Linked DNA regions of Homo sapiens: all the other regions are linked to region 3. The links are chromatin loops, found by intact Hi-C in ENCODE. Cell type or tissue: OCI-LY7. All regions are shown on one strand.

Evidence for each region. A loop is a pair of places that touch in the nucleus more often than their neighbours do. Peaks named below come from ENCODE experiments on the same cell type or tissue, not always from the same donor. Only the 100,000 strongest peaks of a DNase experiment are listed, where the experiment ranks them.
Region 1: a loop joins it to region 3, with 11 times the contacts of the local background. A loop is called at or near these places in 11 of 110 quality-filtered maps.
Region 2: it touches region 3 in a loop (9-fold over the local background); 17 of 110 quality-filtered maps call a loop at or near these places.

What each region holds. Positions count from the first base shown.
Region 1 is chr2:199,018,924-199,021,423 of GRCh38, forward strand. No RefSeq gene overlaps it. Among named protein-coding and RNA genes, the nearest start is that of SATB2, 440 kb to the right of the region's middle. In OCI-LY7, CTCF peaks have their summits at 1,164 and 1,387; a DNase peak (open chromatin) is centred at 1,148.
Region 2 is chr2:198,656,495-198,658,994 of GRCh38, forward strand. The region is part of intron 1 of LOC105373831 (a long non-coding RNA gene); the gene reads right to left. Among named protein-coding and RNA genes, the nearest start is that of LINC01923, 280 kb to the left of the region's middle. In OCI-LY7, a CTCF peak has its summit at 1,226 (motif pointing right); a DNase peak (open chromatin) is centred at 1,217.
Region 3 is chr2:199,484,591-199,487,090 of GRCh38, forward strand. No RefSeq gene overlaps it. Among named protein-coding and RNA genes, the nearest start is that of SATB2-AS1, 18 kb to the left of the region's middle. In OCI-LY7, CTCF peaks have their summits at 545 (motif pointing left) and 1,546 (motif pointing right); DNase peaks (open chromatin) are centred at 541 and 1,551; H3K27ac peaks cover 430 bases.

The DNA.
Region 1 (2,500 bases), 470 kb before region 3:
CTGTACCCAATTCATACAAGCTACACAGGAATACACAAAACACACATATGCTCCTCAAACATCTGCCAGCTACCTCAGTTCACCAGCCTGTGTTATGAGTCACACCCATCCACATCTGCTATTAGAACTTTCCAGCTGATTTCAGATAAGCCACCTTCTACAATTTCACAAAAACTCATAAGTTGCAACACTTCTGACACCCACTTACACAAGCAAACTTCAGGTTTGTTTCAAGGTAATGTGACATATTTATGGTAAAATAGTATTTATGTATTTCCGGACCATGTAATGTGTGTAAAAGAGAACTCTCATATTTGTTAGATTTCAAACTTGTTTTACGTATCACTGACAAAGGTTTTGAGTGTTGTGCCCCTTGTGCATAAGCCCTACAACACATATGTCATATTATAGCAGAGTTGACTGTATTTGAAATGCAAATTCACAGTCTTTCTGCATTAAGTTTCTAAAACTAAGCAAACATGTAGGATCATCAAGGTGATTACAGAACTCTAATTATGGTTTCTTTGAATCATAAAATGTGTTTAATAACAATTCTTAGAACAAGAAGGATTTTATAAGCTTAAGAAAATTATAACTTTCTGATTGCATATGCTTTATATCAGGTATAATATTGTGTTTCTATCTTATTTGGGTGTTAAATTTTTGCACTTTATTTTTATGTCTATATATCATACACGCTTACATGAGTGAAAAGAAGTAATTAAAAATAATTCCTTTTAGTTTTAAAAGAAATTGTGAATTTTATGAAATATGTGTGTGTGGAAAGTGGAGTTATAAGTGCAATCTAAATTCATCCTGAAAGAGTTAATGTTGCCTAAATGTTGGATACTTACAGTAAAAAGAAAGGGAGTAGGAAAAGAAAGGAAAGAAACTTTACTCTTTAAGCAGGGAAGAGGATTACTGCTTTCAAGAAATTTTAATAATGCAGGAAAAAAGTCTTAATGCTCATTAAAATATTATAAAATTCTTATAATCCAGACATACAATGGATATGTTTGTGGAAAAAAAAGAGAAGAAAATATTAACATCAAAAGTCTTGCAGACGGTTTCATTCTGAAGCCCTTGAGGTTTAAGAAGGCATCCCTCCAAACTGTACCTAACTAGCTCAGTGTGTGGGCGTGTACCAGAGACGCCTGTCCACTAGGGGCTAGACTTTCACCAATAAACTGCTTTTAACTACAGCACTTAAATCAAGTCCTATTTAACTGGCATACAAATACAAGGATATTTTTATTAAATTTCTGAAATATAATTCCTATCATAAAGAGATAATTTTAAAATAAGTACTTCTGATCAGTTTAATAGTTTAAATGTAAGTGACTCAAAGATGTATAGTCTCAAATAAAATGCTACTGCAGGAACTTTATATTGTGAATTAAAATCGTTTGATCATAGAAATATTTGGGCTTTTTTTTCCTCTCTTTCACTTTCTAGCTTTGTGAAGACTAAAGACTTTATCATGCACTAATCATGCTTAATTAACATCAAGCAATCAGGTCATGGTGTGCCTATTGTCATACAAATATATTAGAAGCAGCACAAGACTATAAGTATTTTTTTTTAATTTTTGGAATTCACTCATTTATCAAAGATGTACTGAATTACTTCTGGATACTGTTATTTGGAAATGAGTTATACTGTTTTTTATTGTCTAGTTATTCCTAACAAGGAGGTGTAACTTTTATGATAACAAAAAGGAGTACTTTTTAAATTTAAGATTTATTTATTAAACTCCTATGCATCCTGCTGTAACCATACAAAGATGAACAAAACAAGAACCCTATCTCGTTTGTCAATCTCATTAGGAAGACAGACAGGCATATAAGCAAAACCCTCCCTGAACAACCACCTTCTCCCCCGCTAAGGTGTATAAAGGGCAGTGGTACACTGCAATGCAAGGTGTGCAACAATTACAAGCAATGGCTTTGGAATCAGAGAGAGTACAGTCTAAATATTGGCTCTACCATGTGATTCTCAGCATGTTTTTAGCCACTCTAAGTCTCCCTTTCCTCACAGTGAATCAGGAATTGTAATTCCTACCTCACAGGATTAAGTGGAATAATGTATGTAAATTTCAGTACAATGCCTGGCATGTGCTAAGTCTTCAAAAATGGTATATGTTTTCACAGTGGAGCACTAAGGAAATGTGGAGCAGGGCATTGAGAACTGACATCTACCAATCAACACGTGATGAACAGAGGCAGGAAGATTGTCACTGCACCAAGGGCCATCTACTTTAGTGTTGCACAACATTAGAGTTTTAGGGTGAGGTTTTGTGTGTGTGTGCGTGTGTGTGTGTGTGTGTGTGTGCTCAAGAAGCATAACCACTTAATGGCACAGAGTCTATTTTGAAGCTCGAAAACCAGTAAGACCATAGAACTCTCTCAGGAGGAATGAGGAGTTGGCTGAGTTCTGCCCAAGGAAGTTCTCACAAGAGGGCATTGTAAAATGTCCTTATTCCTCAGAACTTAACTTTAAA
Region 2 (2,500 bases), 830 kb before region 3:
TTCCAATATTAGCAATTACAAACTTGTTTTAACCACTGCTTCTTCCAAGGTGGACTGTATGCCTTCCATGAGTAAATATGGATTTACAGGAATTTTCTCTGACCTTTATGAAATGCTATGGCAGATTATATTACAGCATTTCATTCTTCTATATACAATGTGAAGGTCACTTACGTTCTGTAATGACTGAAACCTCTATTTTACTAATGTTTTCCATATCACATTTCCAACTTGGTCTCTAGCTTTATCCTTGTAGTCTGGAAGTCATTGGGCAGACCAATTTATTGCCTAAGGTTAAGTAAAAACAATTTTAAGAAAAAGTTGTAGATATTCTAAAATATTCTATAGTGGCTTTTTCTATGTTCACAACTTTTTCACTTCTTTTTCCAGAAAATCCTAACCAGCACTTACTTCTTCCTACCCTGTGTATTTTCTTCACTCATTTTAGTTGCTGCCTTTGATCCCTCTTCCCTCGTTTAGAAACTTTCTTTGATTCTTTAGACTAAGTTAATCAAAGAGGACCTCCATGGATGCATGGGGCATGTCCCAAGCCCAGGCATGCTAAGTGATATGGCTTGAGCTTCTCAGCAGATAATGTCCTGTTCTTTCATGTACACTAGTGACTCATTTGCAAAAAAAAAAAAAAACAAAGAAAATCAAAATAAGAACTGTTTTTGAATATTACACATGCTAAATATGAAGTCACATAAAATAAGTTTATTATTGATGGTGTGAAAAATTATTCTAGCGTGCATTTTTTTCACATGTTCACTGAGAAGACAATGAAATAGAAATCGCTATTATTGCTACCATCATAGATCTTTTCCAAATACAGTAAACTGTTGGTGGTTAGGGATGAAGAAAATCAGGTATCCTTTGGAAAATATAAGATTATGTGTTTAAAAATTATTTTAAGCTTTTGATTTTAGTGACTTGACAGGAGTGTTTCAAAATTCAGGAAAAAAACTTTCTTTTTTTTTTTTTTGCCACTCTTTTTCTAACCAGAAACCAACGATGCCAAAAGCATAAGATCAAACTCTGAGGGAACATGAACCTATAGATAAATCACTCACATACACAAACATGTATGAAATGGTATTCAGTGATATAGACGCCACACGATGTACAATTTTCACAGCAAAAGGAGGCTTGTATAAATTTTTAAAGGTACTGTAGACAAAAAATTTGGCCTAGGGTGTCGAAGGCAGTTGCCACCAGAGGGCGATTATTGAATGAGAGCTTCATTCTGCACAATTGCTTTTGTGTGTGTGTGTTTGTGTGAGTGTATGTGTGTGTCCAATTAATCAAAAAATGTAAAATACTCACAATGGAGCCTTAAGCTTCTTGCAGGAAAACTGCGATTTCTTTTTCCATTTCAAAAAAGAAAGCAAATATTGGTGGTGTGAGTAAAAGAAAGTAAAAGAAAAATGGAATTTCATAACTTCTAGATGAGCTAGTAGATATTTATATGACAAATTAAATGAAGAAAGTAGTGCCTTAGCACATCCTTTAAAAGCCAATGTGCTTCCCCCCAAAAGGTATTTATTTACTCTGTTTTACTCCTTTATGTTCCTTGGGAGTCACAGAGCAATTTGATGCCTATTGCCAGAGGTTTCTGAAGTCGTTAATTTTTAAAGGACTTTTTTCTTCTCCTTTCCAAGAGATGTCTTAGTAAGATATTTTGGATTTGATCCTAAACATCCTTTATAATTTCGTATACACTTTATTTTGGTCTGAACATCAGACCACATAAGGGACAGAGTGATACATTTAAAAACATGAAATGTAACATAATGCAAGCTTTAATACCTGGAACAGAGTAAACCAGTAGCTTTGAGTTATATTACCCACCATAAACTTTTTTAACCTGTGGCTCATTTTCAAAATAATAAACGTAACTATTCCATAAAAATATCTCAACACAGTAGAGCCAGAAAAGTGAAGGACATGAACAGATGGCACATCAATCTTCTGCATTTATACAATTTGTTTTTTAATGCAAATAGTGTGGGTTGCCTGCTCATGCCTTGGATATTTGTTCCAAAGATGAGCACATTTTCTTATCTTTCTGGATCAATGTGACATTTGCAGTTATCATAAAGTGGGAGCCCATTTAATGATGTTAATGCTTCCTTAATGTAAAAATAAAATCACCTTCTTTATAAAAGCAAACAGATTAAAAGTCCCAAAGAGACCATTGAAATCTGTGACATTTGCAGTTACTGGGAACTAGATGGCTTGATTATACACAGGTAAAAAAAAATCTTAAAAGCATTGTTTATGCTCATTAATCAGAACATTAAATATGAATTCTAGATTCTCCTATGAGCAAGAGAGTAAGAATATATTTGTATAATGAAACCAAGATGCCAAAGTATTTTTTAAAGTTACTGTAGTTAAATGTTAAATTAACAAGCATCTCTACATTTTCAAAGAGCTTGAAGATTTTTAGTCTTTGTGGATCCTTAAATAATACTATTTCTAAGATGTACTATTTTGC
Region 3 (2,500 bases):
GCATTTGATGGAAACATCCCTTGGGTCCACTTTGACTCTGTCACTCTGTCGAATGGTTCTAAGTTTGTCTGTGCAATGATTTGCTGGGAGCTAGGCAAGTTGCTGAACCTATTTTTACAACATATTCATGTCAGAATCATGGTAATCTCTAAATACAACACAAAAGTGTGGCCAAGAACAATTGGCATCTGTGGCATTGATGTAGAGATCATTGCTACCATTTTCCCCAGGCCTTTGATTTCCTAACTTCTCTGTCTCACATTCCCTGCTTGTTCATGGCTGCCATTTCAAGACTTAAACAAATAATGGAAACTGAGGAAATTTGCTCCGGACCATCTAACATTTCCAGATCGCACTACACCCCCCAGGTGTATCCAGGCTTCTGCTTCTATCATGGTCACCATCATCATCACTCTGCTGATGGGAAAGCTCTAACAACCATTCCTTTCTTAGGTTTCTTCCTCTTCCAGTGAACCATCTCTGCAAAGTGGACAGGTCTGGCACCCATCCTATCCTGAAGTAGGCTCCCAGCACCCTCTGCTGGGCTCTGCCTAAAGCAGAGGAACCAGCAGGGCCTTTCAGAGCAGGGAGGTTGCTGAAGGAATCAAACAGAGACAGGGACTTCAAAGCCATTCATGCTGAGTGAAGGCAGTACTCCAATTAGGCTCCTTCCCTCCATTTCCTAAAGGCAGCTTTCCAAATCTTGACATCCAAACCCTATAAATTATTTTCCTCACCCTTAAGGGGACATAATTGCTTGAATTCAGGCAACTATGGACCACTCATTCCCTGCCCCACCTCAGTCACCCTCTATGCACCAGTAGAAGCCACCAGAGACCAGAAGCCAAGGTATCCAATCAGATCTTCCATGATCCATCACTAGTTCTGTCACTTAACAGCTTTTAAATGCTGGTCAAGGCAACCTTTTTTTTGGTTTCTTAGCTATAACATATGGATAAAAATCTATACATGCCTTGTCTGCCTCACAAGATGTTGTGACAATAAAAAGTGATAATTTGCTGAAAAGGACTTTGAAAACTGTAAAGTACTATGCAAAATTCAGCTATTCCTGCTTTGATATCAATGTCTATGAGTCAAACCACAATGTCAGTTTAGAAAAACAATAAAGCAAGTTCTTACACATAAAATGTATTATCTGAAATTTTTATATCAACCAAATAAACAGAATTATCAGCTTTCCTAAGCTTGATGTGGTAACAAGCTCATATCCAACATCTCAGTAATCTACAACGTAGATTCCACATGTAGAACCTGGTATCATCTCAGAAGCTAACCCCAAGTCAAATCTAGTTAGAGTCATAGAGAGCTGCACCTCATCCCCACACCATTCTCTAGGACAGGAGTCCACACAAACGAAATCAAAGTGCTTGGGATGGGAAGACAAGCTGGAAATTCCTGTGTGTTTAGCCAGGCTGCAAACCAGACACGTTGGGGAGTTTTTGTTACTCCCCCTGCTTTGAGGCCACCCTTTTCTCATAGTGACATTCCTGCCTTTGCAGTCTCATTCGGTAGCACCTCTGCCCATGCACTGGACTTTAGCGCCCTCTAGGTGGGGGTCTGTCCTCCTAGCCACTAGAGCCATGCTGTCCAATACAAATATAATGCAACTTATGTAATTTTAAATGCTCTAGTAGCCATCTTTTAAAAATAAAATAGTAGAATTAATTTTAATAATGTATTTTATTTAGCCCAACATATCTAAAATATTTTCTTTTCTTTTTTTTTTTTTTTTTTTTTTTTTTTTGAGACGGAGTCTCGCTCTGCCGCCCAGGCTGGAGTGCAGTGGCACGATCTCAGCTCACTGCAAGCTCCGCCTCCCGGGTTCACGCCATTCTCCTGCCTCAGCCTCCCGAGTTGCTGGGACTACAGGCGCCTGCAACCACGCCCGGCTAATTTTTTGTAATTTTAGTAGAGATGGGGTTTCACTATGTTAGCCAGGACGGTCTCGATCTCCTGACCTCGTGATCCGCCCGCCTCGGCCTCCCAAAGTGCTGGGATTACAGGCATGAGCCACCGTGCCCGGCCTCTAAAATATTTTCAACATGTAATCAATACAAAACATTGTTCAGATATTTCATGTTCTTTTTTTCCCCACACTAACTCTGAAAATCAGTATGTGTTTTATATTTATAATACATTTCAGTTTTGGACTAGCTGAATTCCAAGGGCTCCAGAGCCACATGTGGCTGGGGGCTACTGGATTGGACAGCATAGCACTAAAGTAAGTCACTGCCATGCATAACAGTCTTTGCCCAGTGCCATTTTGTTTCCTAGATCCTCAAAGCCAAGTTTCCAAGGTTTCCAAACTGCTAACAAGATAACCTGAGGCTCCATGGTAATAAGAGGGAATTAGAAGAGTTAAGCCTCTCTACTCTTCCCTTTATTAACTGCCAAGCACCACACACACCCCACACACAATATGTTTGAAATATACAAGTTCCTCCCTCTTCTCCTAGAAACTTTTGTATTTCAATAGGAA